Linked DNA regions of Mus musculus: all the other regions are linked to region 4. A link is a loop called in an ENCODE intact Hi-C map of the cell type or tissue named here. Cell type or tissue: left cerebral cortex. All regions are shown on one strand. Region 1 overlaps Odf2 (outer dense fiber of sperm tails 2). Region 2 overlaps Nup214 (nucleoporin 214). Region 3 overlaps Gle1 (GLE1 RNA export mediator (yeast)). Region 4 overlaps Sptan1 (spectrin alpha, non-erythrocytic 1).

Evidence for each region. A loop is a pair of places that touch in the nucleus more often than their neighbours do. Peaks named below come from ENCODE experiments on the same cell type or tissue, not always from the same donor. Only the 100,000 strongest peaks of a DNase experiment are listed, where the experiment ranks them.
Region 1: it touches region 4 in a loop (2.6-fold over the local background); 4 of 42 quality-filtered maps call a loop at or near these places.
Region 2: a loop joins it to region 4, with 6 times the contacts of the local background. A loop is called at or near these places in 2 of 42 quality-filtered maps.
Region 3: it touches region 4 in a loop (2.1-fold over the local background); 3 of 42 quality-filtered maps call a loop at or near these places.

What each region holds. Positions count from the first base shown.
Region 1 is chr2:29,895,241-29,903,240 of GRCm38, reverse strand. It overlaps Odf2 (outer dense fiber of sperm tails 2), which reads right to left. Exons shown (of 21, transcript NM_001369060.1): 5 at 1,994-2,164; 6 at 900-1,060. Among named protein-coding and RNA genes, the nearest start is that of Odf2, 9.3 kb to the right of the region's middle. In left cerebral cortex, a CTCF peak has its summit at 3,618 (motif pointing left); no DNase peak of the experiment used is centred here.
Region 2 is chr2:31,993,342-32,001,341 of GRCm38, reverse strand. It overlaps Nup214 (nucleoporin 214), which reads right to left. Exons shown (of 36, transcript NM_172268.2): 12 at 6,366-6,819; 13 at 4,791-4,966; 14 at 3,292-3,389. Among named protein-coding and RNA genes, the nearest start is that of Gm13609, 20 kb to the left of the region's middle. In left cerebral cortex, a CTCF peak has its summit at 4,600 (motif pointing right); a DNase peak (open chromatin) is centred at 5,113; H3K27ac peaks cover 531 bases.
Region 3 is chr2:29,941,158-29,949,157 of GRCm38, reverse strand. It overlaps Gle1 (GLE1 RNA export mediator (yeast)), which reads right to left. Exons shown (of 16, transcript NM_028923.3): 7 at 6,392-6,620; 8 at 5,321-5,433; 9 at 5,100-5,169; 10 at 126-268; 11 at 1-2. Among named protein-coding and RNA genes, the nearest start is that of Gle1, 9.7 kb to the right of the region's middle. In left cerebral cortex, no CTCF peak of the experiment used is centred here; no DNase peak of the experiment used is centred here.
Region 4 is chr2:30,006,068-30,014,067 of GRCm38, reverse strand. Sptan1 (spectrin alpha, non-erythrocytic 1) reads right to left here. Exons shown (of 57, transcript NM_001177667.1): 28 at 7,398-7,445; 29 at 6,483-6,574; 30 at 6,081-6,225; 31 at 5,813-5,994; 32 at 3,270-3,369; 33 at 2,961-3,158; 34 at 2,736-2,882; 35 at 519-622; 36 at 230-392. Among named protein-coding and RNA genes, the nearest start is that of Mir6997, 14 kb to the right of the region's middle. In left cerebral cortex, no CTCF peak of the experiment used is centred here; DNase peaks (open chromatin) are centred at 2,889 and 3,087.

The sequences.
Region 1 (8,000 bases), 110 kb after region 4:
TCACAATGGCCTGAGAGACTCCCTCAAGAAACACTGAGAAATGTTTCCTGCCGAGAAACAATGAGGAAGAGGAACAGACAGCCCTTCTTACCCAGGTAGCCTTCTGGAAGGATGAGGGCCCAGAGACATACCTGCTTCAGGATGAGAGCAAAAGCTCTACCAAGGGGTCCCACGGCATGACCTATGGCCTTGACTATCAGGACCACCTCCATGGTCTTGAGCTCACTCACCCCTTCTCATCAGTTGCTCTGGCCGTTTGAGTCTGGGTTTCTAATACCCATGGCTGGATTGGGAACTTGCTATGTCTGAAGGATTGGGCTTGAATTCCCAATCCTGCTGGACCTACGACCTGTTACTTTGTCTACAACATATACGACGGTGCCTAATCACGGCTCAGCTTTTAAATGTTCCCCACATCCTCAAGGTGTTACCAACCAGCCTGGGGGGGTGGGGTGTGTGTGGCTGAGAGGTAGAGCACCAAGCATGCTACGTTCAGGCTGTGGACTCTATCCTTACAAGTGTGTATATATAAACTCATGCCGACACTCCAAGCCCTGCAATCTCTGTGGCAGCTTTCACCCTCTGCAGCCAGCCGTGACCCACATCCTACTGCTCAGGATAAATGATGTCTACCCTGGGTCTCCCCACAAAATGTTCTCCACATTTCTTCTTCCAATGCCTGCCTAACCCCACAGTCCTGTTTCCCCAACAGCCCGTTTAAAGGAGTTCTCTGTCTACTACTCACACCACCACCACTGGGACCTTCTTTCCCTCGAGGGACAGCCATATGCTGTGCTGGCTCCCCACAGGCACTACTAGAGTTGCCTCCCGCCACTGTCTTCACTTTGCTTCCAGGGCTCTGGGCCAGCAGGAAGGTGTGACTCCGCCTGGTCCCTTACATGGTGAAGTCCTTCTCCTCCTTGATACGCTCGATGTTGTGTCTGAGCACCGTGTTCTCATGCTCCGTCTCTGCAAGCTCGTGTGCCACCTCCTCCAGCTCTTCCTTCCTCTCCTCCAGGAACCTTTTGGCCATTTGGCGTTCACCTTTCTGCATCTTGACCTTGGAAAGGGGATACAGGAAAGGGAAGCCAAAAAGATGGCTTGTCCCTGAAGATCCATTGCTACATGTAACCCTACTAAGGAAAGTGATAGGGCTCTGTGTTTGGGAGCTTCTGGACATTGTCCCAGTAAACAGCCACACAAACATTGCCTGTCCTCCTCCTCCAGGCATACATGAAGAACCTGAATACAAAGCGTGATGCGTGCCAGCCAGGGTGGGGCCAGGCAGCAACAGTAGTGCAGTTGGCATGCCACAGGAGGAAAGATGTCACAAAAAAAGTACAGTGGCTATGGGGTAAGAGGGCCTTTTGCCAGGTCTTAGAACCTCCAGTAGAGTGGAGAGTTAAAAAGACGCAGGTACCTTAGCAGTCAGGACCTGGCTTTTAATGCCAGCACTCCCTGCTTCCAAGTCGGGGTCTACGTGTTGGCTGTTTCCAGCTCCATTCCCATCTCCCTCCCCACAAGTATCCCTGCCACGTGTGAAGAGAGATTTCCTTTGTCTCCTCTACTCCTGTTCAGCTTTTCTCAGTAGCACAGGCTGTGCTCTCTGTTTTACAGACACTGTATCTGGGTGGAAGGAAGCACTAAGCCAGGGAGCGGCACACTCCTAAAACTGCAGCCCCCAGTAGGCACTAGAGGACAGCTCAACTCTGAGGCCACCAGCGCTACATAGTGAGATGATGCCTCACACAACAAACAAACAAGGGCTAACACCAGAACCAAATCTGGCCACCCACTGAGAGTACCAGAAAAGCCAAGTATTCAGAGAGGGCTCCCAGCATGGTGGAAACTTAAGCTGCCTGCTGACCACTCCAAATAGATGCCCTGGGAAGGCTCACAGAGGCAGCCTGAGGGAAGCATCCACAGGCTAACCAGTTTAGCCCAACCTGCTTGTCCTCAGGGTACCAGCTATGCAGCCTAGCAGCTCCCTCACCTCAGATTTGAGACAACCGACCGCGTTCATTAGACTGTCAATCTTCTTATCGTAACGGTTCATTTTACAGTGACCTGAATCGTCGTCTTCTGTAGAAAGGTCACTTAATCGCATCACCGAGACCAGCTTTTCTGAAGATGGTGGTGTGATCTCCAGGCAATGAGGTGGATTCTGATGCAAAGGAGTGAAAGATAGATAAGCTGCTAAGGCCAAGCCTCGGACGGAAGTGTACTTATTTGCTCTGTGGAGTTTTGCTGACTGCCAAAGTGACTGGCAGAGCCGACACACTGCAATGGCAACCCAGAGCTCCTGCCCAGGAATCAACCACTCTAGACCCTCCTGAAGGAAACATTACCTGCCCAAGTCTAAATGATGGTTTTGAAGAATTTCTAACATTGAAAAAGGCATGGGTTAGAATGTTAAGTTATAAAGAAGGCTAGGTTTGTGTGCTGTGTGCCTGAATAGTCCCAGCTACTGGGGAGGCTGAGACTTCTGGAAGAGGAGTTCAAGATCAGATCAGGCAACATAAAGACACTCAACCTTTTAAAAAAGAGAAAAAGAAACAAACAAACACATGGTGGTGCAAGTGGTGGCCATGCCTTTTTAATCCCAGCACTCAGGATCTGTGAATTCAAGGCCAGCCTGGTCTATAGAGTCCCAGAACAGTCAGGGCTACACAGAGAAACCGTTTCCAAAATGTGAAGAGATGTGACATTATCTCTTCTACGTTCCAAGACACACATACAGTGCCTTACATATACTAGGGCAAAATACCTATCAAATAAAACTTAAGAGAGTAACGGCTTGGCAGTTAAGAGTGTGTACTGAATTTTGCAGAGGACCAAATCTGCTCCCAGGACATCAGGTGGCTCCCGCTACCTATAAGTCCATTCCAGGGAACCTGATGCTCTCTCCTGGTTTCCCTTAAATATATGCACACACTCACATATATACTCTGTAATCCAACCACTGAGGAGGCAGAGGCAGGTGCATCTCTGTGAATTCAAGGCCAGCTTGGTCCACACAGTGAGTTCCAAGCCAGCCATGAATAAACATATATATGCCAAATTAGACAGGAAGGATAAAGAGCGGGGGCTATAGCTCAGGACCTATCATACACATGGCCCTGGGTTCAATCCCTAGCACGAAGTAAGCAGCTGGGAGTGGTGGCACACACCTGGAATCCCAGCACTTGAGAGGTGGAGACAGGAGGATCATATAAATTCAAGGTTATCCTCCACTATAGAGCAAGTTCAAGATCAGCCCTAACTTCATGAGACCCTGTCTCAGAAACAAAATAAAATAAATATTAACACTACATCTTTAGTCACAGTTACTGCAAAATTTGAGGCAGGAGGATCAAAACTTGAGCCTATAGATTTAGCCCAGCCTGAGCAACATAGCAAGAACTCATCGAAGGAAGTGTTTTAACCCCTAGCACTGCAAAAACAAAAAAAAAAGTTACAGAAACAGCTTATACAGTCCTAAGGAAAATGTGCCTTGGGTTGGAGAGATGGCACGGGGGTTAGGGGCACTGACTTTTCTTCCAGAGGTCCTGAGTTCAATTCCCAGCAACCACATGGTAGCTCACAACCATCTGTAATGGGATCTGATGCCCTCTTCTGGTGTGTCTGAAGACAGCATCGGTGTGGTGTACCCATATATATTAAATAAATAAATCTTTAAAGAAAAAAAAAGGATGCCTCACAACTGTCTGTAACTCCAGTTCTAGGAGATCTGATTTCTTTCCTTAGCTCCATGGGCACTGCATGGCCCTGGAACTGCAATTCTGGTCATTGAACCTAGTGCCTTTGCAAGAGCAGTAGATGATGTCCAATTTCCAGCATCAATATGGTAGCTCACAACCATCTGATCCAGGGGAGCTGATGCTCTCTGCTGACCTGTGTGACCACACATGCTTATACATACATTGCAAACAAAGCACCCATACACATAAAATAAAAAAATCTGAAATAAATAAATAAATAAAGTGCCCTCAGGAACTATAGTGGCCTCTGGTCTGTATTTCTACCTCTATCCCAACTGTAGGACCTTGCCCTTTTGCTTAAAATGTAAAGCATGAGTCAAAATTAAAATGTAAAGCATGCCTTTGTAGGCATCACCAGAAAGGGGACAGAGGCCGACCCAAGACAAAGCAGGAAAAACAGCTGCAGTTTGAACTCCAGGGAAGAGCTTGAACAAGACACCTCAGGAAATCTCTGGGATTAAGCTTCCAAGCAAGGGGGCAAGGACTATTTCTCCCAGCAACCTACAGCAAAAAAAAGGGTTCACTTCCACAGCATCTCTCTTTTTCTAAGTTGTGTGTGTGTGTGTGTGTGTGTGTGTGTGTGTGTGTGTGTGTGAATGTATTTATACTTGTGCATGCCATGGTGTACACATGCAGGTCAGAGGAAAACTTTTTGAGGCTGGGTCTTGATATTTACCCCTCCATGATTTATAGGAATTTAGCTCAGGTCACCAGACTTGAATGATCAGACTACAGCTTTACCCACTGAGCCATCTCACCAGCCACTCACAGCAACATCTCTCTCCTTCAACCACATGGGTCCCAAGGACTAAACTCAGGATCAGACCAGGCTGCTGCAGGTTCTTTTACACAGAGAGCATCTTGTTGCCGGCCTACCCCACCCTTTGTTTTGGTTTGGTTTTTTGAGACAGGGTTTCTCTGGGGAGCCCTGGCTTCTAGAATTCCTGGCTCTATAGACCAGGCTGGCCTCAAACTCTGATCTACCTACCTCTGTCTCCCAAGTGCTGGGAGTAAGACCTTGTTTGTTTTTCTAAATAAGATCTCATGCAGGAGCCCAGACTATCCAGTGCAAAGATTACAGGGATTATAGGTATAACCCACCATTTGGCAGACAAGGCAAGTGGGTGGATCCAGGCTGGCCTGACTTTACTGTGTAGCCCAGAATGGACTCAAGCTTCTGACAATCCACCTGCCTCATACTTCTGTGTGCCAGCAATCCTCCTGCCTCATACTTCTGTGTGCCAACAGCACAGCTGTGAGCGACAATGCCTCACATGCTTTGATCCTTTTTCTTCTGACACAGTGTCTTGGAGCCTGAGCTGGCCTCATTCAGAGCCATCTCCTTGCCATGGCCTCCTCAGTGCTTGGATTACAGACCTGAACCTCTACAATAGGCACAAGCCTCTTCACGCTTTTGGGGGTTTGTTTTGTTTTTTGTTTTATGAAACAGTTTCTGGAGTTGGGGATTTAGCTCAATGGTAGAGCGCTTGCCTAGCAAGCGAAAGGCCCTGGGTTTGGTCCTCAACTCTGGAAAAAAATAAGAAAAAAGGAAAAGGAAAAAAAAAAGTTTCTTTCTCTCTGTAGTCTTGACTGTCTCAGAACTCACTCTGTAGACCAGGCTGACCTCAAACTCAGAGATCCGCCTGCCTCTGCCTCTCAAGTACTGGGGTTAACAGTGTGAGTCACTTCTGCCCAGCTAGAAAGTTATTTTTCATAAAATATGATGCATGCTAGGCATGTGGCACACACCTTCAACTCCAGCACTCAGCAGGCAGATGCAGGGGACTGACATAGTGAGTTCCAGGAGAGCCTAGACTACATTGAGATCCTTTCTCAAAAAGCAAAACAAACAAAGGAAACGTAGTATAATATATGATGCTTGTTAACAGGAACTTTGCCAGGCATGGCAGGTGATTGCTGAGTAGAAAACCAGCTGGTCTTTATAAAGAATGCCAGGCCAATTAGAGCTGCATAGTGAGACATCTCAAAATAATTAAATAAACAGAATTTGAACACAACAGAAAAATAAAACAGTAGTAAAAACCCGGATTCAATCCTCAGGAGCAAAAGCTAAATATATAGTATAGTAAAGCATAGCAGAGATGGAAGCTGGGTGTGCTGGCTGGTGCCCGGAATCCTAGCAACTTGGATGTGGAGACAGAAAGATCAGTTCTAGGCCAGTCTCAGCTCTACAGAGACTTCAAGACCAGCTGGGACAACATGGGGCTGTCTCAGAAAACAAAAGGAAACATATGCCATGCTGGGAGGTAAGCCGCACTCACCACAGCTTACAGACCCTCCTAGCACTTGTGAATTAGCTGTGCATGCACATAAGTTCAGACACATGGCTTCTATGCAAATACAGCCAAACTCTACACAGTAAGTTAAAGGGCAGAACCAAGTTACTCTCTGACCTGCATGTACCTGCACATACAAATAAATATATGTGATTTTTAAGCTATCTAGAAATAGGCTAGAGATGTAGGCTCAGTTGCTAGACATACATCTTTTTAATTTTTAAAAAGGGCAGGAGCTAGGTGTGGTGGCACAGGCATTTACCTCAGCACTCTTGAAGCAGAGGGTAGGTAGAGCTCTGGGAATTCAAGGCCAGCATGGTCTACACTGTGAATTTCAGGACAGTGAGAGAACTACCTAATAATAAAGACCTTGTCTCAAAAAAAAGGAGGGGGGTGCTGGGAGGTCAGGGATGATGGTAAATGCCAGGGGTCTCAACAGAGGCAGGCAGATCTCTGAATGTGAGGCCAGTATGAGGTACACAGTGAGTTTTAAGCCAACCAGGGATAATCAAAAAGACCCTGTCTCAGAAAGTAAAACTTGAAAAGATCTGATGGAGTAAGAGAGACAGCTCAGCATGAAGAAGGTAACCTGTTCTTGTAGAGAACTGGCATTCAGTTGTCAGTACCCATGTTCAGCTGATTCGGAGCAACAGCCATTGTCCGAGTCCAGGACAATGCAAAGCCTCTGAGAACCTAGGGCACCCGATTTAAAGTCCACTCCCACAAATGCATATATAAAAATAAACCCTGAGGCTAGAGTGATGGTTCTGTGCTTAAGAGCACTAGCTGCTTAATACATATATAGAAATAAACACTGGGGCTGGAGCAACAGTTCCCTGGTTAAGCACACTGGCTGCTCTTCCTGAGGGACCAGATTGATGCCAGCACCACATGCAGCTCACAAGCTAGCACATTACCATCTACCAGGTTACAGGCACCATCTGTAACTCCGGTGCCAGGAAAGCTGATGCCCTTTACAGGCCTCCATGGACATGAGGCACACAAGTGGTACATCCTCAACTAAATAGCAAATTTGAAGCCAGCCTAAGCTACCTGAGACCCTGTCTCAACAGCAACAATGTCTCAAAAACTTGTTATCAGTGTGCCTGGTGACATGGGATAATTGTAATCTTTTACCCTCTTTCTGTTCTAAAATTTTTTTTTTTTTAATTTTTTAAAAATTTAGTTATTTGGGCTGGAGAGATGGCTCAGTGGGTAAGAGCACCGACTGCTCTTCCGAAGGTCCAGAGTTCAAATTCCAGCAACCACATGGTGGCTCACAACCATCCGTAACGAGATCTGACTCCCTCTTCTGGAGTGTCTGAAGACAGCTACAGTGTACTTACATATAATCAATAAATAAATCTTTAAAAAAAAATTTAGTTATTTGTTTATTTACTTATTTAGAAGCAGGGTTTCTCTGTGGTCTTGGCTATCCTGGAACTTGCTCTGTAGACCAGGCTGGCCTCAAGCTCTGAGATCCACCTGACTCTACCTCCCGAGTGCTGGGATTAAAGGCTCACAACACCACTGCCTAAATGATTTACTGATTTTTAGTTTATGTGCATGCATGTTTTGCCTGCTTGTATGTCTGTGCAACATGTGTGTGCCTCATACATGCAAAGGCCAGATGAGGGTGTCACATGAGAGAAAGCAGTATAGCTTGAGTAGGGACATGAGGCGACATATGGGTGCTGGGATCGAACCCAGGTCTTCTGCAAAGACAGTCAGTGATCTTAACCCCTGAGCACCTCTCTAAACTCCTTCCCATTCAATAAAAATGAGTGATGCCTTGCTATTTGTGTTCCAATTTCTTTATTTTTGATTTCGAAACAAAGCCTCACTAAGTTCTAGCTGGCCTCTAATTCTTAGCAATCCTCCTGCTTCAACCTCCCAAAAGCTGGGATTATAGGCATTCACCATGATGTTTCAAATGTTTTTT
Region 2 (8,000 bases), 2.0 Mb before region 4:
AAAATTATAAAAAAAAAAAAAAAAGGTACAGCAGTCAGGACTCCAAGAGGCAAGTGACAGCCACAGCCTGACAAAGACATGTAATGATAAACCAAGATATAGGACACATGACTGACATGACCTGGAATAGGAAGAAGTACTGTGAGTGAAGCAAGTGGACCTGGGGGCGGGGGTGGGGGGTGGGGGCGTACTTTTGTTCCTGCGCTTATGCAAAGCCCTGGTTTGTCAGTGCTGGGCAAGGGCTGGGAAAATCTGATGGGTCCTGACATGGTTTTAGACTGCATGAGCAGTCACCAAACAGCAGCCACCTAGCAGATGCCCATAAGCTGGGCATTGTGCTATAAACTAACAAAGCACGAATGTGTGCTGGGATGGAAGGACCCAGGATGGGAGGTACAACAGGAAAAAGCAGGACTCCTGCTCCTGGAATGTTCAAGTGGGAAACTGACAGAACCTTAAAACCTCAAGAACAAGCTGAGGTGATGGCTACTGACTTAAATACAAGTAAGTTTCAAAGCTGTAGACAGCATAGGAAAATCTTCCTGAATTTGAAATTGGCAATGATTCCTAAAACAAGTCATGAGAAGCTGGGGAGATGGCTCAGTGAGTAAGAATGCTTGTTGTGTGAGCATGAGGACCTGAGTTCAAATGCCTTTCCCTACATAAAAAGCTGGGTGTGACCAGGGGTGCACAGAGCCCAGAGCTTAGGTGGAAAAGACAAGAGGCTCTCTGGAGCATACTGGCTGCCTACCTAGTTTCAGGAATCAGTGAGATACTTTGACACATTGAAGCAAGTGACAGAGAGGGACACCCAAGTCTTCACTGACCTCATCACACTCACGTGCACATACCATACACACTAATAAATGCAATTCTAAAAAGCATTACGTGAAAAGCACTTATTGTAACACACAAGAACTAGGTTGGCATTATATCTCAATGATAGGTAGTTCCCTATCTAGTTCAATCTCAGAGCTGCAAAATAAAAGTTAAAAATAAAAATCATTCAGTTATATTAAAAATAAAGATCTTATACAAATAGGTAATACAAAGAGAGTGTTCTGTATATGCTTTCTTGTGTGTTTGTGTCTCTCTGAAGAACTACATATGGCACAGATCAGTGGTAGAGTGCATGTTAAACATGCACAAAACCCTAGAGTCAATCCTGTATGCAACACACATGAAAGATCAGTTAAGACCATCAGTTAGCTTTAATTGTCAGGATGGAGCCTAAGAGTTACCTGAGAGGAAAGCCTAAACTGAAGAACTACCTAGTTCAAACTGGCCTGTGAATATGTCTGTGGGGATTGTCTGGGGAAGGAGGGCCCAGTCTACTACGGCACTAGTAGCCATAGGTGGGTGGTATGAACCGTATAAGGAAGCTAAGGACAAGCACGGCTGAGAGCCAGCCAGCAAGCAGCATCCTCCATGGTGCCACTGTACTTCTTTGTCTGTGAAGTTAGTTCCCTGGTCAGAGGTGGTGCTGTGTGGAACAATAAGTGAGCCTGCCTTGATTCCTCAATAATGGACTGTGACCTTGAATGGGAAACCCATAAACCCTTTCCTCCCCTAAATCTACAGACTTTCTTGTATGTTTTTTGTTTTGGGTTTTTTGTTTGTTTGTTTGTTTTTTGTTTTAGATTTATTTATTATTATATGTAAGTACAATGTAGCTGTCTTCAGACACACCAGAAGAGGGCATAAGATTATACGGTGGTTGTGAGTCACCATGTGGTTGTTGGGATTTGAACTCAGGACTTTCGGAAGAGCAGTTGGTGCTGTTAACCACTGAGCCATCTCTTCAGCCCTTGTTTTGGGTTTTTGAGACAGGATTTCTCTATGAAGCCCTGGCTGTCCTGGAATTGGCTCTGCCTCACAAGTGCTGGGATTAACGGTATGTGACACCACAGCCTGGCACTTCGGTTAGTGTTTTATCACAGCAACAGAAATCAAACTAGCACCAACCAGCAGAAAAATGTTAAGAACATTAAGAGACTATATAAAAAAAAAAAAAACACAGATGGCTAAAATTAAAATGAAACAAAACTCAATTTTGCTAATCACTAGGAAAATGAGTTAAATAAAAACAAAAACAAAACAAAAAAACCCAAATACAATGTAAGATGAAAATACCAAACCTGGAAAAACTGAGGACAGGATGAAAGTGTCAACCATGGGTGACAATTTGCTAAGGGACATGTCCAAGTCTGTGGTCCAGCCATCCAATGACTAAGCTTAAACCCCAAAGAAAGGTGCACATATATTCACTAGAAGACATCAACCACACTGACCGGGCAATGCTACTCAGGATAGCTTTAGCTGGAAACTACTCAGCAGTACCCACAATAAATCATCTACTCCAGACAGCAACAGAGACGAAACAGACATCAGGAACATAGTAAAACTACATGTTCAATCTACTGATAGAAATCAATAAATCTGCTAAATTAATCTGCATACTGTTAGATAACAAAAGAGTGAATGATTCTTGGCAAGGATGAAGACCTAAAGCCAGGGCTCGAAAGGAATAGCCCTGAGATCTTGGTAATGCTTCCTTTGTCAAATTATTTGCTGGTTTCCAAGGTATACTAGTTGATGACAACTGAGCTGTACACATACCACATGGACTCTTTTTTTTTTTTTTAAGATTTGTTTATTCATTATGTATACAATGATCTATCACCATGGCCAGAAGAGGGCGTCAGATCTCATTATAGGTGGTTATGAGCCACCATGTGGTTGCTGGAAATTGAACTCAGGACCTCTGAACCATCTCTCTAGGCCATGAACTTCTTTCTAAATAAATTACTTTGAATTAAAAAAGCTAAGTAGAGGGGTTTGGAGAGATGGCTTAGTGGTTAAGAGCACTGAAGGCTCTTCCAGAGGGCCTGTGAGGTGGCTCACAACCATCTGTAATAGGATCTGATGCTTTCTTCTGTTGTGTGTGAAGATAGTGTACTCTTATACATACAATAAATAAATTAAAAAACAAAACAAAAAACTGAATAAAGGTTGGGCATGGTACTACATGCCTTTAATCCCAGCACTCAGGAGGCAAAGGATCTCTCGAGTTCAAGGCCAGCCTCCTTGTCTACAGAGTAAATTCCAGGTCAGCTAGGACTACATAGTGAGACCATGTCTGGAAAAAGAAAGTAAATAGGTAATTGCTTTTATAAGTACATGTTGACTTCAGTGTCTCCTATAGTTATAATTACTGTTTCCATGTCTGAATTCTAAAGCACAAAGGCCATGTTAGTAACATTCAAGTGTATCAAGGAAATTTCAACTTACCTGAGAAGAACCTGACTTTGGCACTGGAGGGTTTACCCTGGGTGATTTCTGCCCTGTGGAGGGTGCTGAACTTGGCGCAGTCTGAGTGGAGCGGCCAGCTAGAGCAAAGGAGCAATAGTGTCAGTGGCTTACAGCGGACACTGTCCCTGGCTCCACTTTTACCATCTGCATTAAAGAAGGATGACCAAACTGGGCCTGGTGAAGCACACCTACACTCCCAGCACTCAGGAGGCTCAGGCAGGGAGGATTTAAGATCAAGGTCTCTTTAGGCTCCTGCCTGTAACTCCAATTCTAGGGGATCGAGCACCTCTGATTTACCCAAGTAACTGCACTCACACGCATGCACATCCACATAGGAAAAGACAGACAGCAAAAGCCCTCACAAGCCCAAACTCAAACAGTTTTACAGTCGGCCTGAGGAACAGCATGCTTGGTGAAGAACATCTCCCATGTGGTGTGACCGCCCCAAATCTTCAACCTGAATTCTATCATGTGGAAACAATCCAACCCTAACAGGGATGGTCCCAAAACCACTAAGCTGGGGATTTTCTTGTCTATGCTAATGAGATGAACAGAAAAAGAGAGGAAAAACAAAACAAAACAAACAACCCAGCTGTCAGACCACTGGAGAAATATGTCAGGGACTCTAGAGTTGACTGGTGACTCTTGAGTGTAATAGCCTTGGCTTTTAGGTTATAGGCACCCATGTATCTAGCTCGAGGACAAGTGTTTCCCAATGTCTGCAACTAACTCTCAAATATTTTCAAATTTTTACATAAAAGGAAGAAAGAGATAAGCAAAAATGTAAACTATTAGGATTCACTGCGCCTTGGTGCCAACCGAGCACAGTATTTATACTTTTGCAACCAGGTTGGAAGACATGTGACAGGAAGGCAGGGCTGGTGTCTCGGAAGCCTTGGATCCTGTCTATAACTATTCCCATTTCATCACATGTTCAGAGTGGCTAATGGGAAACTGTACTCCACAGTGTCGGGAGCAGTAAGCGCAAGTCTCCCCGAGGGCTGCTCCTGTCCTCCATGCTGAAGGGCAGCTCAGTAACCAGCTTATGTGAGGGCGAGCACCTAGGTCATAACCAGCTTATGTGAGGGCGAGACACTTTCTTTGAATTTCCATGATCTCTAAGTAAAGGCTAGCAGATCTGAACCCACCGTGAATCACTAAGTCAGAGCACCACAACCACAGCACATTAAAATATTCAAGCATACAAGCACACAAACTAACAAACAAATAAAAAACTTAGCCAGATGGTAGTTGTGGTGGTGCACACCATTTATCCACTAGGAGGCAGAGGCAGGTAGATCTCTGAGTTCGAGGTCAGCCTGGTCTACAGAATGAGTTCTAGGACAGATAAGGCTACACAGAGAAACCCTATCTCATAAAACAAAAATAAAAAAACCTCCCCTCACGACATTAGCAAGGACTCTTAACCTGCTGAACCCACCCATCTAAAAAGGCGTGTGTGCTTCAGAGATTATTACCTGCTGGCGAGGGAGAGACCGAAGACTTCAAAGGCATGGAGCTGGATGATGCTGGGAGAGGCGTAGGATGGCTGAGTGGTCCAGAAGCCGTTGGCTTCGGGGAGGAGGAGAACGGCAACACGGAGGGTGTGCTCGTGGAGCTATGAACAGGTGCAGAGGAGGCCACAGCGGTGAACCTAAAAACGGAAATGCAGTTCTGTCACAACAGTCTGTTAGAGGCTTCTTTCCCACCAGGCGTGAGCAGTGATAGCCAAGAAAAACTGACAAGCCATCTCTGCTTTCAGACCAGCACACGTGCTGCTTACTCTTGTGAGGGCACAGTTACCACCTACTCATCAACTGCAGCACAGCCGAAGCACTCAGTGCAGGAGGCATCTATTTTCTACCCTGTCACATGGGGGTGCGTGTGTACGTGGGTGCGTGTGCGTTTGTATGTGTGTATGTGTGTTTTAAGGGGGTGGTGCAACAAAGCAAGAGAATGAGTTTTGAGGATGATTGTTTCTGGGCTGTGAGAACACCAGGGAAGCAAGCAAGTCACTGTCTCTGGGACACCATGACCTAGTAAGAATGTCAAGTCAGCTCCACCAATGTAGACAAGCTCAGTTAAAGAACAAGCAGCCCAACAAAATGAAATACCAAGAAGTGGCTCGGGGCTGGAGAGATGGCTCAGCAGTTAAGAGTACTGACTGCTCCTCTGACGGTCCTGAGTTCAAATCCCAGCAAGCACATGGTGGCTCACAGCCATCCTCAGTATTGAGATCTGATGCCCTCTTCTGGGAAGTCTGAAGACAGCTACAGTGTACTTACATATAATAAATAAGTAAATCTTAAAAAATAAATAAAATGAAGTAGCCACATGTGGATCTCATCTGAGCAATGACAGTTTGGCTGCAGGAGGACATCCTGGCAATGAGGCAAGCAGACCCCCAAACTGAAGGTTCTGACACCCACTGCAACTGGAAAAGGCTGTACAATACAGGGGAACACTCCCTCTCCACGCTCAGTTTATTGGGAGAACAGAAAAAGACCAAGAGGTAAATAAATAAAGGATGAGCGGGATGACTGGAACTAGATCTGGAGGAAACTAGATCCCACACTAAAAGGTTTGAATTGTAAAGAAACGCGCAACAAGAAACCTTAGGGGACCGACCGGCAAGCAGGAGAGTGACCTCATGTGTCTCTAACTGCTCAAGTCACCTTGTTGGCCGCACAGAAAACAGTTGATAGTCAAGAGTAGCTATGAGAGGAAAAAACTACAAAAGTCCGATTTCCTTCCCAGGCTGCATGCTCTGGGCAGCTTCCTTCTTAAAATAAGCAACACCTGCTATCTTTATAGGCTGAGAAAGTGAGACAACTACTTAGTGTGAACTTCTAACAGTCAGAGAGCTGAAGCCCTTTAAGAGTCACTCTGGACTCCGCTGCAGAGCAGACACAGCCTTCCCATTGGCTCGTTTCCCACTGTTAAGTGCTACTTCAGAAGGACTGTTCAGTACTGCCCTCGAGTGACTAGCTCACTGACCACCATGCACTATTGGACCCAGTCTTCCGAAAAGTCGGCCTTTCAAGGTGACTTACTTCTCATTCAGGTTGACTTTCACCGAAGAGGCCGAGGGAGGGAACGAAGGCTTCATCCCTGTGTTTGGGGTACTGGACATAGGTGTGCTTTCCAAGGTGGGCTTAAAACCAAAAGTGAAGGGAGCAGCAGATGTGGCCACAGGAGCCACTGCAGGGGTCGACGCCAGGGAGCCTTTGGAAGGAGGAGCAAAAGAGAAAGTGGAGGTGCCAGAGCCTGGTGCTGCTCTGGAGCTGTCGGAGCCAGTGGGGTACAGTGGGGGCTCCCCGGTGACAGAAGCAGAAGACTTGAAGGATGAAGGGCCAAAGGAGAACACAGAAGGGCTTCCTGCAGCAGAGGGCATAGGGAAGGTGGAGGTGGGAGCAGCGGACACAGGTGGAAGAGGCGAAGAGGCTGTTGCTGGAGCGTCCAGGTTTTGTGGAGCTTGAGGGGAAGATGGAGTACCAGGAAAACTTCCTGTAACGAGAACCAAGGAGAAACAAAAGGACAAATGTAAACTGTAACCCGGGGGCTCCACATGACAGAAGATAAGGGAGGGAGGACAGAGGGGCTGCAAATGGTGCCGGTAAAGAAAACAAAGAGTGGAGCAGGGCGGTGGTGGTGCATGCCTTTAATCCCAGCACTTGGGAGGCAGAGGCAGGCGGATTTCTGAGTTCGAGGCCATCCTGGTCTACAAAGTGAGTTCCAGGACAGCCAGGGCTACACAGAGAAACCCTGTCTCGAAAAACCAAAAAAAAAAAAGAAAGAAAGAAAGAAAGAAAGAAAGAAAGAAAGAAAGAAAGAAAGAAAGGAGGAAGGAAGGAAAACAAAGAGTGGGTAGAGTTGGTCTTTCCGTGGCAGGGGTTCCACAGGATACCACACGTGAAACTCTCAAGACAGACAACGTGTGGAACGAAAGGCACCAGGCTAATAGGACTTGGTGGATGGAAAGCGCAATAAGCCTGCATACTGCAAACTCTAAAGAGCGAGGCCTCAACCTCATTCTGCAGTACTTCATTAACCAGAAAATAACCGTTCAGGGCTCTGCCTCAAAACACTATTTAAAAGCAACTCCAAATGAATTAAAGATAGGGTCCTATAAATGAAAGCCTTTCATTCAGCTCTCTCGAAGAGTTGAGTCTGAGAGTGCAACCACTTCATCTATTTAAAAATGTCAAAAATGATGAAGTCAAAGACCTCCTAAAAAATACTTAGATGAGATAAAATAACTGAGGCAAAGGATCTAGGTTTTAACCAAAGTAGTCAGTCATACTTAAAAGTCAAGGCTAACAAATGTAAGCAGAGAGCCTAATTCAGAGGAAAAAAATCCAATCTCTAGAATCAAAGACATGTAAACTTAGCCAAGCATGATAGCATATGCCTTATGTTCTAATACTCCTAGCAGAGGCAGGCAAATCTTTTGAATTAAGGCCATCCTGGTCTACAGAGAGCTCCAGGCCAGCCAAAACTACACTGTGAGAGACTGCCTCAAAAAAGCAGAAACAAGTGGCAGTGGTGGTGCACGTCTTTAATCCTAGCACTGGGGAGGCAGAAGCAGGCGGATTTCTGTGAGTTTGAGACCAGCCTGGTCTACAAAGTAAGTTCCAGGACAGTAAGAGATACACAGAGAAACCCTATCTATTTAAAAAAAAAAAGTC
Region 3 (8,000 bases), 65 kb after region 4:
TTCTAGGAACACAAAAATGGGCACAATTTCAAATTAGTATTGCAGCCAGGATCAGTACCCACAGCCAGGCTCAGTACTGTCTGCCGGCTTCTTCTGCCCAGACCTCTGACAACAAAATTTCTCACCACAAATTTCTCTGCCAGTTTGTACTGGACAAAGTCCAGCCCCTGAGGGTTAAGAGTGACAGACACGGAACGCCCACCAGACTGAACAGGCTTTCCAGAGAGAAGGCTATGGATCTTGTCAAAGATCTCCTTCAGCTTTGAACCTGGACGGGAAAGAAAAAGCAATAAAAAGATGAAGCTGCAGCTGGACATGGCAGTGCACACCTATTTTAGTCCCAGCACTTGGAAAAGGGGCAGAGAGACCAGGTACTCAAGGCTGGCTTCAGCCATGGAGTGACCCGGAGACCAGCTTAGTCTGTCGGTATGAGACCTTGTCACAACATACAACTTCATGCCAATCTCTTTCACAATACAGTGACAAAGCAGAGAACCTACAGAGATCCATTTGTTTAGAAGTTTAGAATCTAAGCCCCAACACTATCACAGCTAGACATCTAACCGTGGGTTGGGGAGATGGCTCAGTGGATGGAGTACTTGCTGCACCACCATGGACTGAGCTTGAATCCCTGCAGTCATGTAAACTCTGAGTATGACAACACAGGCTGGAAACCCCACCACTAGGAGGGTGGACAGGCAGATCCTGGGGATCCACTGATCAGCCGGTCTAGCCAAAATGTTAATTTCCAGGTTCAGTGAGAAACCTTGTCTTACTGCACAAGGTGGAGGAACTAGGAAGATGGTTCAGCAATGACGAACACATACTGCTTTTGTGGAGGACCTGGATTTGATTCCCAGCTCCAGGGAGAGCTGGTGCCTTGGAGGTCATTTCACTTACTTGCACATAAATAAAAGTAAATCTTTAAAAACAAAGAAATAGAGGTTAGAGAGATGACTCTGTGGTCACAAGAAGTGGCTGCTCTTCCATAGGACCCAGGTTCCCAGTATCAACAAGGCAGTTCACAACTGTACATAATGCCATTTCCAGGGGATCCAATATCCTGTTCCAGTCTCCTGGGCACCAGACACATACATGATACATAGACATATACAGGCAAAACACTCACATACATAAAGTAAATAAATCAATCTACCTAGAAAGAGAGAACACAAATGAGGGAGAAAGCAAGCCACATACTATAGAGGAAGACACCCAGTCAATCTTTGGCCTCCACAAATGCGTGCACAGATGAGCATGTAAGTCCTTTAAGGGTCTTCTCTGCTTTGGCTGATGTCTCTTTCTCTGGAGCTGACATCCCTTAGAGACTCAGAAGTAAACTCCTGGCATTTGGATTTTCAGTTGCCTACTAACTGGTGGAAATTTAACTGATCAGCAAAGCTCCATGAGGGACAGGCTTGCTCCTCAGCACAGCACTAATGGGAGGTAATTTCTAACAGGTGGGAACTAGAATGGGGTCTTCAGATGAGCAGACAGACCCTTGAAGGAAGGAGTCTAAAGGACCTCGATCCCATCTGTTTTTCATTTCCCAGCTTCCAGGTCCACGGTTCTTGCCCAGTGTTCCCCATCATGCTGTGCCCAAAGCAACAGGGCTAACAGCACAAAACAATGCCTCTAAAACCACAGGCCACCGGGCAGTGGTGGCGCATGCCTTTAATCCCAGCCCTCGGAAGACAGAGGCAGGCAGGTTTCTGAGTTCAAGGGCAGCCTGTTCTACAGAGTAAGGGCTACTCAGAGAAACCTTGTCTCAAAAAACCAAAACAAACAAACAAAAAAAAAAAAACCAAAACAAAGCAAAAAAACTCACAGGCCAAAAGAACCTTACGTTTATAAATCCTAATACCTCATAAGTCTGCTGTAGGAATGCAGAGCTGACACCCACACTTACTAAAATGTATGTAGAACAAAGAACCCACGGACTCCAAACCCCTCAGTAAACAAAGTTAAATGATGAGAGAATCCTTGAGGTGGCTGCTCCTGCAACACTGCCTACTGGGACCTTTGCCCTGATGCCTGACCCAGAGATGAGTGATATGTGAAACGGGGCTGGAGATGAACAGTTAAGATGGGGATGGTAACTATAGTTCCTCCTTCCTGGCATTGCCACTGTGCTTTGGGATACAGGGCTGTGACTACTGTCAAGACAAATCCTGCTCCTCCCTGTGCTTAAGCAGACTGGAATTTGTGTTCATTACTCTAGTCCTACAATCAAAGGACCAGCATCTTCAGCTGAAAATATCGAGTTCCTATAATCCCTTCAGAAGTGATATTTTCACTAGTGACTCAAAAATATCCCTTAAACCAGAGATATAGGAAGAAATCAAAAAAGAATTAAGAAGACATCACAGAAATGACAGGATGAGTAATTCCAGAATAGATGAACTAACTTGGATGTTAAATGTGTCCACCTTGGGGCTGGCGAGATGGCTCAGTGGTTAAGAGTGCCGACCGCTCTTCCGAAGGTCCCGAGTTCAAATCCCAGCAACCACATGGTGGCTCATAATCATCCGTAACGATATCTGATGACCTCTTCTGGAGTGTCTGAAGACAGCTATAGTATACTTACATATAATAAATAAATAAATCTTTAAAAAAAAAATGTGTCCACCTCTAAACACATCTGTACTGGCTGGGTTTTGTGTCAACTTGACACAGCTGGAGTTATCACAGAGAAAGGAGCTTCAGTTGAGCAAATGCCTCCATGAGATCCAACTGTAAAGCATTTTCTCAATTAGTGATCAAGGGGGAAAGGCCCCTGGTGGGTGGTGCCATCTCTGGGCTGGTAGTCTTGAGTTCTATAAGAGAGCAGGCTGAGCAAGCCAGTAAGGAACATCTCTCCATGGCCTCTGCATCAGACTCTGCTTCCTGACCTGCTTGAGTTCCAGTCCTGACTTTCATTGGTGATGAAAAGCAATGTGGAAGAGTAAGCTAAATAAACCCTTTCCTCCCCAACTGCTTCTTGGTCATGATGTTTGTGCAGGAATAGAGACCCTGACTAAGACAACGTCTCTCCGCAGTGCATTCCTGCTAGTACTGTTACCAAGAGCCATAACAAGTCTGGATCTCACAACCAGCCCGTCTGCCCCATGTTGGACGTGGCTACTATACCCACAGCCCATGTCCACTTAGAAATCTTCCCTACACTGATTGTTATCAGCCATTTTCAGTGAGAGAATCAAGTTGTTTTTTTCTTTTGCTCACTTAACCTTGGGTTTTTTTTTTTTCTTTTTGGTTTTTTGAGACAGGGTTTCTCTGAGTAGCCCTGGCTGTCCTGGAACTTACTCTGTAGACCAGGCTGGCCTCGAACTCAGAAATCCGCCTGCCTCTGCCTCCCAAGTGCTAGGATTAAAGGTGTGCCCACCACGCTCTGCTCACTTAACCTTATTACACTAGTTCCAGAGCATGCCGGGTCTCAGAAGGCTCAAAGCAGAACAGGCACAGACAAGTGGATTGCTTCCGGTTCCCAGCTACCATTCCTGATGTCTATCAGACAAGCGGCTATTTAAAGGAAAGGGAAGGAAAAGAGGCACAGAAAAGATATACTAGTTAGGAGAGAGGAGAAACACAGCTAGGAGAGAGGTCCTAATATGGCTGCTACAGACTCTGAAACTTGGAAAAAAGGAATGAGCCAGGATGGAGTTAGGAGTCACTGGCTTAACATCTGACACCATGGGGGTTACAAGGGATAAACAGAACTCTGGGGCGACAGCAGGCCCCGTGGAAGCACTACAATCAATCAAGGCAGGGCCAGGAGACTGAAGAACTCACAAAGGAGAAGGTGGCTGGCCTGGGGAGCAGCCGTCAGGAGCTGTCTCAGAGAGAAGCTTATAGTCCACAGGCCAAATGCAAACACTGGCTGGACTAGAGACTAAGATCCCAAGAGCTAGGGAGCCAAGGCTGTGGCCTGAGCCACTCAAGCACATTTAAAGGCTGAGGGAAAGAAACTGCAAAAGGAACCCAGCTGAGGAAGGGAACACACAGCAGCCAGCAGGTGACAGGGGACACGAACAAAGGCAGACCTTTCCAAGAGCTGACTAGGGCAGGAAGGCCACCTCTGTCTCTAAAACAGACTAAAAAGAAAACAGCCTTCCAGAGGGGCTCACGCTGCTTCTGTCTCCTGGCTGTGGCTGAAGTGAGACTATGGTGACAAGAGGAAGCAATGAGGACAAGCAGGACACAGCAGCCAGCCCCTCTGCTGTCAGTGACAAAGAAAACAACACTTTAACCCCCAGCACAGGATGTGTTTATTTATACTCTGCCCTGTTCCACAAAGAATTTCAGGACACAAAGGGCAGGAAGGAAGTGTGGACAAATGGCCTCAGGGCACAGTCTCCAACATTCCTCAGCTTTTTTTTTTTTTTTTTTTTTTTTTGGCAACAAGCTGAAAGGACACTGGGCACAGTAAGCAAGAGGGCTCTCTAGCTGCTCTCCTATTTTTTGTTGGTACAGCCTGGAATCTAGAGTCCTCACATACAGCTGTGTGAAACTCAAACTGAGCCCTAGCTCTAAAGGGTCTTTCTTTGTCTGGCCTTATTCTCTACATCTCTCCTAAGGGAGAGTACCAATACATCCGTATTGGAGTTTGGAGATGCTAAAACAGAACAAACAGGAAAAGAGTGAGGATTATAAGCGACTTCCTAGGTGGGTGTTCTCCCATCTTCCTTCCCAAGTTCTCTTTACGAGAAAAATTAAAAGCCATCTGGAGGCCAGGAACCAGGGTCTGAGTTGCACTTCATGCAGGCTGTACTTGAACTTATGATCCTACAGCCTCAGCTTTCCCTCAACCAGCTGGAACTACAGGCCTGTACTATTAGACCCAGCTATCTTCTGTTTGAAGAAGAAAAACTGAAAAACCTAGGGATGCAACCTACATCTGAACGTGTGTGTGTGTGTGTGTGTGTGTATGTGTATGTGTGTGGTAGTGGGGATGGAACCCAGGCCCTTGCATACACTTGTCAAGTGCCCTGCTACTAAGCCATATTCTCCAGCCCTGAATACTGTAAGAACCTCACAGCTATCAGAGTTTGCAAATATAAGACAACAAAGTGAAGGACAATATTCTCACCCATCTGACCCACCTGCAATGGTGGAGATCTGGCTCACTGGGATGGTGGCTGCCTTCTGCAAGTCCATCTTTATCTTCTTGGTCTGTCAAGAGAATGATGACTTGGTAAGTGGGGGTGTCCAGAGCTGAGCACGTGCTGCTAGAATGAAGGACCATGACACACCACGTATGTTCTTTCACAACATCAGGCTGTAGGGCACACCACCACAATTTGCCCACCCATCTCTCCCCTACCTGACTATCCTTGCTGCTGGTCAGGTCCTCGAAGGCCAACACACACTTGGCAGAAGCATCCTGAAGTTGCTGGTACCACTGCATCGTACTATCTTGCACCTTCACCTGCAGGTCTGAGAACAAAAGACAGGCCTTAGTGGCAGTGAGCTTGTATGACACGGCATCTGCACGAGGACTGTTCTAAGCACTACACTATGCACTGGCTGCTTCAGTGTCACAATCACACTACAGAGTCGATACTAATACGTTTTCCATTTAACCAGAAACAGGCACAGAAAGGCTGCTTTTCCAGGTCACACTGCTATAGCAAGTAGAAAGAGATTTGACTATCTGGTCTAAACACAATGCTATGCTGATCGCTGTAGCCGGCCGTTTGCTACATTGGGGGGTTCTTCTTTCTTCCATTCTTCCAACCCCCTAGCACTAGATAGGAGAAAGGATAAAGAGGAAAGGAAATCCCTGACTAAAGTCAGGGGTCAGAGGGGAAGACATTATCATTAGACGATTTCCTGATGATCAGGAGTGTTCACTTCCTTGGGGCAAGTTTGATCTTCACCACCATGATATCTAATTTGTTTTTCTTCTCAGGACACAACTAACAACAAGCAACCTACCCCACCTCTAAGGGCCCTAGCATTTATATACCCGACGAGAAGTCCCCAGAATGCCAAGCATCTCACAATCACAGAACTATCTGGAGCTGGCAAAATCACAGCCAGCTCCTGTAGAGAGTTGGTATCCTTTAATCCTTGCACTTAAGGGTCAGAAACAGGTGATCTCTGTGAGTTCCAGGCCAGTCTGGTCACAAAGTAAGTGCCAGGATAGCCAGGGTTACCCAACAAAACCTTGTCTCAAAACACCAAAACGACCAAACAAATGCTCAGCAGTAGCACTGTCTGGAATGCCACCCTTGCTAGATGGAGACAGGCTTTTCAAGGGCTGCGGAAAACGGTACAATACAGAATTGGTTCCAGATCAACCAAAACTATACGTAACACATTAGGTAAGAGTTCTGATGACCTGGGCAGTTCTGTAGTATGACACATCACATCACACCACACCACAACCCACCTTCATTCTGTGCTCCTACTGGGCTTGGGCTGGGTGCAGAGGTCTGGGTGGGAGGCGCTGGCCCCTGCTGCACCTGTGACTCCTGCCGCTTGACCTTGGCCTCCTCTTCGTGCTTCTTCTTCACTTGAGAGGCTCTGGTGATCTCCTGCTCCAAATCTGAGAGGAGGTCCCGCATTTCCTGCAGGGCTCGCTCTGCCTCAGCTTGGTTCTCTGCTGTGGGATAACCACTCTATCAGAGTGAGAGACAATACTTAACATTGACTTCCCTTGTGGGGCTGAGTCATATTACACACAGTACATTTTTAGAGTGGACCAGTTGGACCAGTGAGTATACATGATCAAATGTTGGTGCCTACTAATTTCCTGTTCTCTTAAGAATTCAAAGGCCAGGCATGATGGTGCACACCTTTAATTCCAGCACTTGGGAGGCAGAGGCAGGCCTGGTCTACAGAGTGAGTTCCAGGACAGCGGGGGTGGGGGGGGGGGGGGAAGAGAAAGAATTCAAAGAGCTGGGAGTGGTGGTTGATGCCTGCAACCCTAGCACCTGAGAGGCAGAGGCAGAAAGACTGCTACAATTCTGAGACCAGCCGGGGCTACACAGTGAGTCTCCATTTCAAAGAAAGAAAAAGCCATTGAGATAGCTCAATGGGTAAGGTCCTTGCTTCACAACCCTTATGACACCCTGAATTTGATACCTGCAGCCCCCCATAGAGAGAGCACTGACCCCACAAAATTCTCCTGATTTCTAAACATGTACGCCCACAACAGAGCATCCGAAGGTTTATCATAGTCACCACCCCCACAGCAGCTGGCCAGGATGTTTTGAAGCATTCAGCAACACTGCTCAAAGCAGTCTTTTTTAAAAAGCCTGTGACAAAACCAAGTATATTGGGCTGGTGAGATGGCTCAGTGGGTAAGAGCACCCGACTGCTCTTCCAAAGGTCTGGAGTTCAAATCCCAGCAACCACATGGTGGCTCACAACCATCCGTAATGAGATCTGACTCCCTCTTCTGGAGTGTCTGAAGACAGCTACAGTGTACTTACATATAATAAATAAATAAATCTAAAAAAAAAAATTAAAAAACAAAAAAAAAAAAACAAAAAACCAAGTATATTGTGTCAGCAATCCTAGCTCTCAATCCTTGGAGCAGTGTCTTAAGCCCCAAGCCATGTTGAGCTACACAATAAGACCCTACAACAAAACAAACAAACAAAAAATACCCAAAAGACCAAAACAAAAAACAAAAAAAACCCAAAAAAACAAAAACCCATGGGCTAGAGAAACGGCTCAGCAGTGAGGAACATGCACTGATTTTGCAGAGGACCTGAGTGGTTCCGAGCTCACAGCCACAAGTAACTCTTGGTCCAGAACTAGCCTCTGTGAAAATCCACACAAGTGTACATACATGAACATAGACAGACACTTGTGTGTGTGTGTGTGTGTGTGTGTGTGTATTAAATATAACGGGCAGTGGTGGGCACGCCTTTAATTCCAGCACTTGGAAGGCAGAGGCAGGCGGATTTCTGAGTTCAAGGCCAGCCTGGTCTACAATGCGTGTTCCAGGACAGCCAGAGCTACACAGAGAAACCCTGCCTTGAAACCCCCCC
Region 4 (8,000 bases):
AAGATCGGCGCATGGGAACAGCACAGGGGCAGCTCCATTAGACAGGTTATAGCTTCGACAAAGTCTAGCAAGGGAGCAGCTTTCAAATGGCTCTACTGACCCAGTGGACTTTTTCTAAGCTTTATCATGGAACACACAGTTTTATAGGTGTACTCCCTTAAAGAGTCCCATTTAACAGCTCTACTCAGTGACAAGGCACTTCAGAACAAGTGTCCTAGGAGCCCCTTACCTGGATGTTGGTGGGGTCCTTGTATGACTCATCACTGGCTGTCTGTAACTTCTCACTGATCCAGGCTTCAATCTCATCCACATCCCGGCTGAACTGCTGAAGTGTTTGAGATTCTCCAAGTTTTGACCTTTTTTCAATCATCTGGGCTTTTAGGCGGCGCCACCTGAGTGTGAAGACCAAATATGAGTGTTCTTTCCAATAAGAGAAGAAGCTGGAATAGGTATGGCTTCTCACATGTGGACATTCATCCTCTCAGAGCTGGGGACTGTCACCATCGCAGGACACCTACCGGTCAAGGACCTCATTGCGTCGGTTTGCAATGTCTCCCTTGGCATAGTGGTCAACGGCAATGAGCTGGTCGGCAAAGGCCTGCAGGGCAGCTATCTTTTCTTCCTAAAGGCAACAGGCAAAGAGGTCAGGGTGGGCTGAAGAAAGCCTGTCAGCCTGATAGTTTTCAGAGGAGATAGTTACACTTTGAGTGACGAAACTAACTGGTAGCAGGATCGGAACACATCGACACTTTAGAAGCCAGCTTGATTATCATCATTACTAGAGTAGGGTTTAATTCAAGAGGACTTAAGGTCATACTGAGGTGTGCAAGTGTAGGGACACCAGCAGATGTCTAACAAATTAGAATCATAAAATGATCACTGCCCTGTTTTCAACAAAATGGTTTTCAAGTTACAGCTATCTATTTTGTTCCTTGTTTTAGTGAATTATGTTATCAAAACATAATATTTTGCCCTAAAAATATTTTGGGGGTGGGGGCTGGAGAGATGGCTCAGTGGTTAAGAGCATTGACTGCTCTTCCAGAGGTCCTGAGTTCAATTTCTGCAACCACATGGTGGCTCACAACCATCTGTAATGGAATTCAATGCCCTCTTCTGGTGTGTCTGAAGATAGTGAAACAATGACAGTGTACTCATATATAATAAATACATCTTACAAAAAATATTTTTTTGGGGGAAGGGGAAGGGAGGCTGGGTATGGTGGCACATGCCTTTAATCCCAACAGGGGCAAGCAGATCTTTGTGTCTGTGAGTTCAAGGCCTGTTTCAAATAGCCACTTCCAGGGTAGGCAGGACTATCCAGAAAGACCCCCATTTCAAAATACAAAATAGAACAAATCTGGGGGGCTGGAATGATGTCTTAGCCATTAAGAGCACTTGCCGCTCTTGCAGAGGACCTGGGTTTTATCCCCAGCAACCATGTGGCTCCTTATAATTCTACTCTACTCCTACAGGATCACTTACTTATCTTCTGGTTTCTGAGGGAACTGCACACACATGCTATGTATACTTAGAAACCTGCACACAAATACTCATAAACAACTTAAACTTTTTCTATTCCATTATTATGTTTTGAAGGGCTGTGGTCTGAACCCAAGTTTCATGTTAGGCAAGTACTGTACCAGGGAGCTCCAGCTGTGTCATCATTCCATAATACAGAACTGATTTGAGGACCCCCCGCCCCTTTTTTCTTCTTAGACAGGGTTTCTCTGTGTAGCCCTGGCTGTCCTGGAACTTGCTCTGTTCCAGGCTGGCCTTGAACTCAGAAACCCACCTGCCTCTGCCTCCCGAGTGCTGGGATTAAAGGCGTGGGCCACCACACCCGGCTTCACCCAAGGATTTAAGCGCTCGCTGTTTGTGACCGTGTGATGACCCCAGGGTCTGCAGCACACTCAACAGTGCTCTAACCCTGGGTTGTAAACTTTCCTTTTTTGTTTCTTTGGAAACAGTTTTGTCACATAGCCCAGACTTAAACTCCATCTTTCTGCCTCAGCTTCCCATATGCTGAGATTATAGGAGTGTTACACCAAGCTGCTATTTCGAGGTTTCTTGTTATTGTTTTGAGACATGGTCTCACTATGTAGCCTTGGCTGGCCTGGAGCTGGCTATGTAGGCCAGGCTAGCCTCAACCTCCAGACATATGTCTACTCTACATGTCTCTGCTTTTTCAGTACTTGCAGGAATAAAGATGTGCTACCACATATGGCCCATTTTTAAAAATAGTTCTTCATATACACATTTTCACAACATTCATTGAAAGTATTCATTGGATGTATGACAGAATATACTTTTTCTTAAAAAAATTATTTCTCATTACAGGTATGTGTTCATGCACATGTAAACGCTGAGTGTGGGGGCCCGCAGCAGAGAGAGACATAAGCACCCCGGGAGCTAGAGTTACATGTACTTGTGAACCACTTGAGGATGCTGGGAGTTGAAATCAATTCCTCTCCAAGAGTAGTAAATCTGTGCTCTTAACCAGGAAGCCATGTAGCCAGCCCAATATAATGTTTCTGTTTTGTAACTGGTATGAAAATCTTAGTTGGTGTGAGCTTTTTTGCAGAACTGGGGATTGAACCCAGGACCCTCAAGCATAGTAGGCAGTACTCTACTGCACCTGTTTGTTTAAGGGAAAGATTCTCACTATGTACTCCTGGCTACAAATAAGATGTGACTCAGGACAAATCCAGACTAGGACCTCGAGGTCCAGGACCTACCTGGACATTGATAGCTTTGTCAAAGTCTTCATGTTTTTTGATCAGTGCCTCCACACTGTCCAGCGAGTCTCCTTTGTCTTCTGTGTTTAGGAAGGCCTCCCGGGCAGCCATCCAGTTTTCTGCTTGTTCACAGTCCCGATGGAACAGCTACAGAGTGGACAAGTAGGTGTGAAGGAGGAGTTGGCCACTTGTAAGAAAATACCTGATGAGACATAGTGTACATACCTGCAACTCCAGGCAGTGGTCCAGCATCATCCTGCGCTGGACCCAGGCCTTCTCCAGGTCTGTGCGCTCCTGGTCAAGAATATCAAGTTTCTCTTTGATCTCCGGGCTGGCATAGTGCCCGTGAGCTAACAGCTGCTGCCCAAACTGCTCAAATGCCTGGAAAGTGCCAGCCCTGGCATCAATTTCTGTCCGGTGTTCCTGCCAAGAGGAGTAAAGGGATTAGATAACTTGCTGAAGATGCCCATACTAGTGTCAAGCCCTGGTTCCCAAGACGGGGACGGGTAAGGCCACTAGGCCAGCAGGACCTACCTGGTGTCGCTCCAGCAAAGCCTCAGCTCCAGTGACGTCCTTGGCTAGTTCATCTGAAGATACCAACCCTCGTATTCCATTGATCCAAGACATGAGGTCCCTAGAAACAAGATTCACAGAGGAATACTTACTACACTATCTGGAATCAAGCAGGCCTCTGTCTAGGAACCAGTTCTATCTCTTCTGCATTAGAGGATTATTTTAGGTTAACCTAGACATAAATTGAATAGGACTGGGTTATATAGCTTATTTGTGTACCAAAAAAAGGGGGATCCTTCACCTGTCAAGTCATGAAGCCCAGTCCCAACTGTTACACCTATCCACAACACCAAGTCTGTGTAGTCCTAGCTGTCTTGGAACTTGCTATGTAGACAGGTAAGCCTGGAGCTCAGAAACAACCTGCCTCTCCCTTTGAGCACTGGGCTAAAAGTCTTGCACCCAAGGCTCAGGATCATGCAGAAAGGGGGCAAAAGTTTTCTAAATATGTCAGTAGTCTCAGCAAAGTGTCTGCTTAAACATCCTGAACAAGAACAATGCCAATGGACATGCTAATGTAGAAAAAGTAAGCAATTCTGAGATGAAGAGAGAGTTTCCCACGGGGAAAAGTACAATTGGTTATCCAATACCAAAAGGTCATCCCTGAAACATATACAAAAAAAGTAACATTGTATGACTTAGTATGTATACACACACACACACACACACTCCCCAACAACAAAAAAAGAAAGAGGCAATGATTTGAAAGAGAGTAAGAGGGAGTCCATATGAGGGTTTGCAAAAGCAGGCATGATACAATTGTAGTATTGTTTTTTCTTTTTGTTTTTGTTTTTTTGAGGCAGGGTTTTTCTGTATAGCCCTGGCTGTCCTGGAACTCACTCTGTAGACCAGGCTGGCCTTGAACTCAGAAATTTGCCTGCCTCTGCCCTAAAGGCGTGCGCTACCATGCCCAGCTGTTTGTTTGATGAAAGAGGGTGGGCTGTGGAGGTGCAGGACTTTTAGCCCAGTGCTCAAAGGGAGAGGCAGGTTGTTTCTGAGCTCCAGGCTTACCTGTCTACATAGCAAGTTCCAAGACAGCTAGGACTACACAGAGAAACCCTGCCCCCAAAACCCCAAATAAATAAATACGTAAGTAGTAAAATAAAATAGGAGTCTCAGGATGTGGGCAACAAGATGGTTCAGAGAGTACAGTCCTGCCTTTGATATAAATACATTGGTAGAGAGAACTGACTTCTTTTACCATTCACAGGGGAGTGGTGGCACACAAGCATGTATACAGACATAATTCAATAAATAAATGTAATAATCAAAGTTTTTGGAAGAAAAAAAGCAACTAAAAAAACCCAAAGGCACAAAAATCCCAAAATATAGCCCAAAATTCTTCAGAGAAAACAATGAACAGGCCACTGTCCAGTGATTAAGTAAGTGTACTTCCTGCTTTTCTAAAGATCCTAAGCCTGGGAAGTGGAGGGGTATCCTTTGCTGGCTCCCATCCAAGAGAGGGAATGTCTGACCACAGAAATCATGTTGTCCGTGATCATCCACTCAGTGAAGTGTCATACAGCCATTAGAAGACAGGGGCACTGGATCATGGGAAATCTGACCTACAACCTATTTGCTATTGCTCAGAAAACAAAAGAACCTATAATTAATGAGAATGTCAACTAAATTAACTGGTGACAACAGGTAACAATACCAGTTGCTCTTGTATGACTCTTTCAACTTCTCTGTGACACTGAAACTAATTTCAATTTAAAAAAAGGTGGTAGAAAAGATTAATATGAAATATGAATAAATTCTATATGATATGAAATATGTATTTAAAGAAGAAAACACAGTTGGTAAGATGACATGAACCTGAGTGAACATGCATAAACCACAGTGCACACAGGAATAGACTTACTGTAGATTTTTGGCAATTGGTAGTTTGAGTATTTTATATTTCATGGTCACTTTTATAATAAAATTGACTATTACAAAGGTCCTATGTAGCAAGAATCTTTGAATGACACTTCACATGCTATCTGAAAGAGAATGACTGACACAGGCTCATATATGAGAATGCCTGTTCCCTGCCTAGTGGAAATGTTTGGGAAGGATCAGGGAGTGTGGGCTTGCTGGAGGTGTATCACTGGGGGCTGACTCCACAAGCCTCTCCATTCCCAGTTTGGTTCCCCTGCCTTTAACTTGTGCCTCACAATGTGAGCTCTCAGCTGGACAGTGGTGGCAAGAGGCTTTACTCACAGGCAGAGGCAGGGGCATCTCTGAGTTCAAGACCAACTTGGTCTACAAAGTGAGCTCCAGGACAGCCAGAGCTACACAGAGAAACTCTCAAAAAAACAGAAAAAGAGAGGGGGCAGGGCGGGGATGAGCTCTCAGTTCCAGTTTCAGTGCTATGCCTGCTGTTGTGTGTCTTGCCATGATGGTTATGGACCCTTATCTCTCCCAAACTGTGAGCCCCAAATAAACAGTTTCTTACATAAGCTGACTTGGTCATGGTATTTTATCACAGAAATAGAAACATAACTAAGACATTTTTTTTTTACCGGAAATCGCTAAGGAAGCGCTGCAGATCATGGGAGTCACCCAATTTGGCCTTGCGCTGGTCTGCACGCTTCCCTAGGCTGGTCCAGGCCTGGTTTAACTCTGTGCACTTTTCCTTTAAGTCCTCTGCAGATTCAGGGTGGGACTGGATCAGCCTTTGGGCTGTTTCCCCAAGGGAATTCACCTATGAGCAAAGAGTTGTAAGAAAATTCAGGGAAACAGCTCTGACGGGCAGAGTTCAGGCCTCAGCTTTCCTCAAGCATCTCTCACCTTGTCACCAAGAGCTGCAAGGTCCCTCTCAAAGCCTTCATGTTTGCGCTGCAGGGCCTGGACACTAGCTAAATCATGGCCATAGTTGTCTGTGTTCAGAGCCTGATTCTTCTCTTCAATCCATTCTTTAGTTTCATCAGCATCTCTGGAGGTAAGACACATGAGTGAGTGACAAGCACCACTGCCTTGTCCCAGGGCTGGCATATGCATATCTGTCGTAGTTGCACACATTCACTCCCAACAGGATTAACAACATCCACTGTTCTTACATGGCTTTGATGTTAAGAGCCCAAACATCAGTAAGGCATAGCTACTTATGCTGAGGTCCCACTCAGCAAGCCTCGTCTACAAGGGGCAAAGTTCTTATTTCCTCCTGTCCCAGCTAATGCTTGGTACCCTCACCTGTGAAACCTCTGTACTTCGTGTGCACTGCCCAAGAGCTGGCTACGTTCCTCAGCCAGCTGTTGCAGGGACCGCCAACGCTCATTCAGCTCCTACAGGAGAATGATAATGTCAGTTCTCTTCTAACCTGTCTGCCACACCCACAACCAGACCTTGGGAAAATAATTTTTTTGCCTGTAATTTTTCATTGTCTTGCAAACAGCAGCGTACCACAACAGAGATCTTTTGAAGAGCAAATAAAGTCATATCTAATAACCTCCAAACCCCCAAAAAGCCTGACTTAGAAACATTTGCAACACTGGATAAGCTAGCTTTGGTGCTGGGCATATGGTGTCTACAAGTAACTGCCAAATGGAGACTTCTGAGAATCTTCTCTCAGTACGACAACCAATGAAGTCTTGGACCAGAGCACAACTGGGTAAGGTTCCTATTCCACTGGAAATCCCAGCGAAGGTTTTCAGGCCTGCTCTGTGCTGGTCTGAGTGAGAATGACTCCCATAGGCTCATGTTTGAATACTTGGTCCCCTTTGGATGTTTGGGAAGGAACAGGCTCTGTTGGGGAAGATGTACAGGCTTTGAGGTGTCAAAAGACTGGCCATTCTCTATGTATTCTCTCTGCCTCCTGTTTGTATGAGAGTCTTAACTATTCCTGCTGCCATGCCATCATGGACTCTATCCTGAAATCATAAGCCTAATTAAACACTTTATTTTATAAATTGCCTTGGCCATAGTGTTTTGTCATAGCAATAGAAAAAAAAAAGTAAAGACATACTCAGGTTGGAGTCTAGATCAAGAAACTTAAGTAGGCCTGGTCACAGCATGCTCCAGCACGAGGACAAGCCCCTACTGTTGTCAAGTAAGAAAGATAGTAAAGAAGAGCAAGGATAAGCAGGATAGCTGGTCACCACTTCTTACCTTGATGGAGTTGAAGGTAGCCACTGTATGGACCATCAGTCGAGCAGACTGTGAGAGGAGAGCATAGAAAACCCATTAAGACCCTGTCCACTCAGAGACACATCTGCTACTGACACCAGGTAGGTCCCAACAGTCAATCCACAGAACCGTAGACAGACATTGGCAACATCTGAAGTACAGACTACTGAAAAGTGTGAGAAAACACCAAGTACCTAAGTGAAGATGGCTGCAGGGTGAGGCCTACCCAGGAGAGAGTGAAACCCTGAGGATAGCAGCTGAAGGAAGGGCAGTTCAGCGTCATGAATGGTGTACTTTCTTGTCCACACCAAAGAACCTTCCAGAAAACAGATCTACAAACACAGGCTGCTGTGACTAGTTACTAGTAAGGTATAAAAAATGACTCCTTCCATGGATAATGTGGTTACTAGGCTGTGGTTTCTAACAGTGTCCTGAAGGAAAAGGGAAATAAGCCAATGACTGAGCTTTTCCTCCTTGTAAACACCCAAGGAGCCTCACAGTGTCCTACCCCACACATTTTATAATCAAAACAAAACAGACTCCTCTTGGCTCAAAATCTTTCAAGAATGGTAAGAGGAGGTAGGG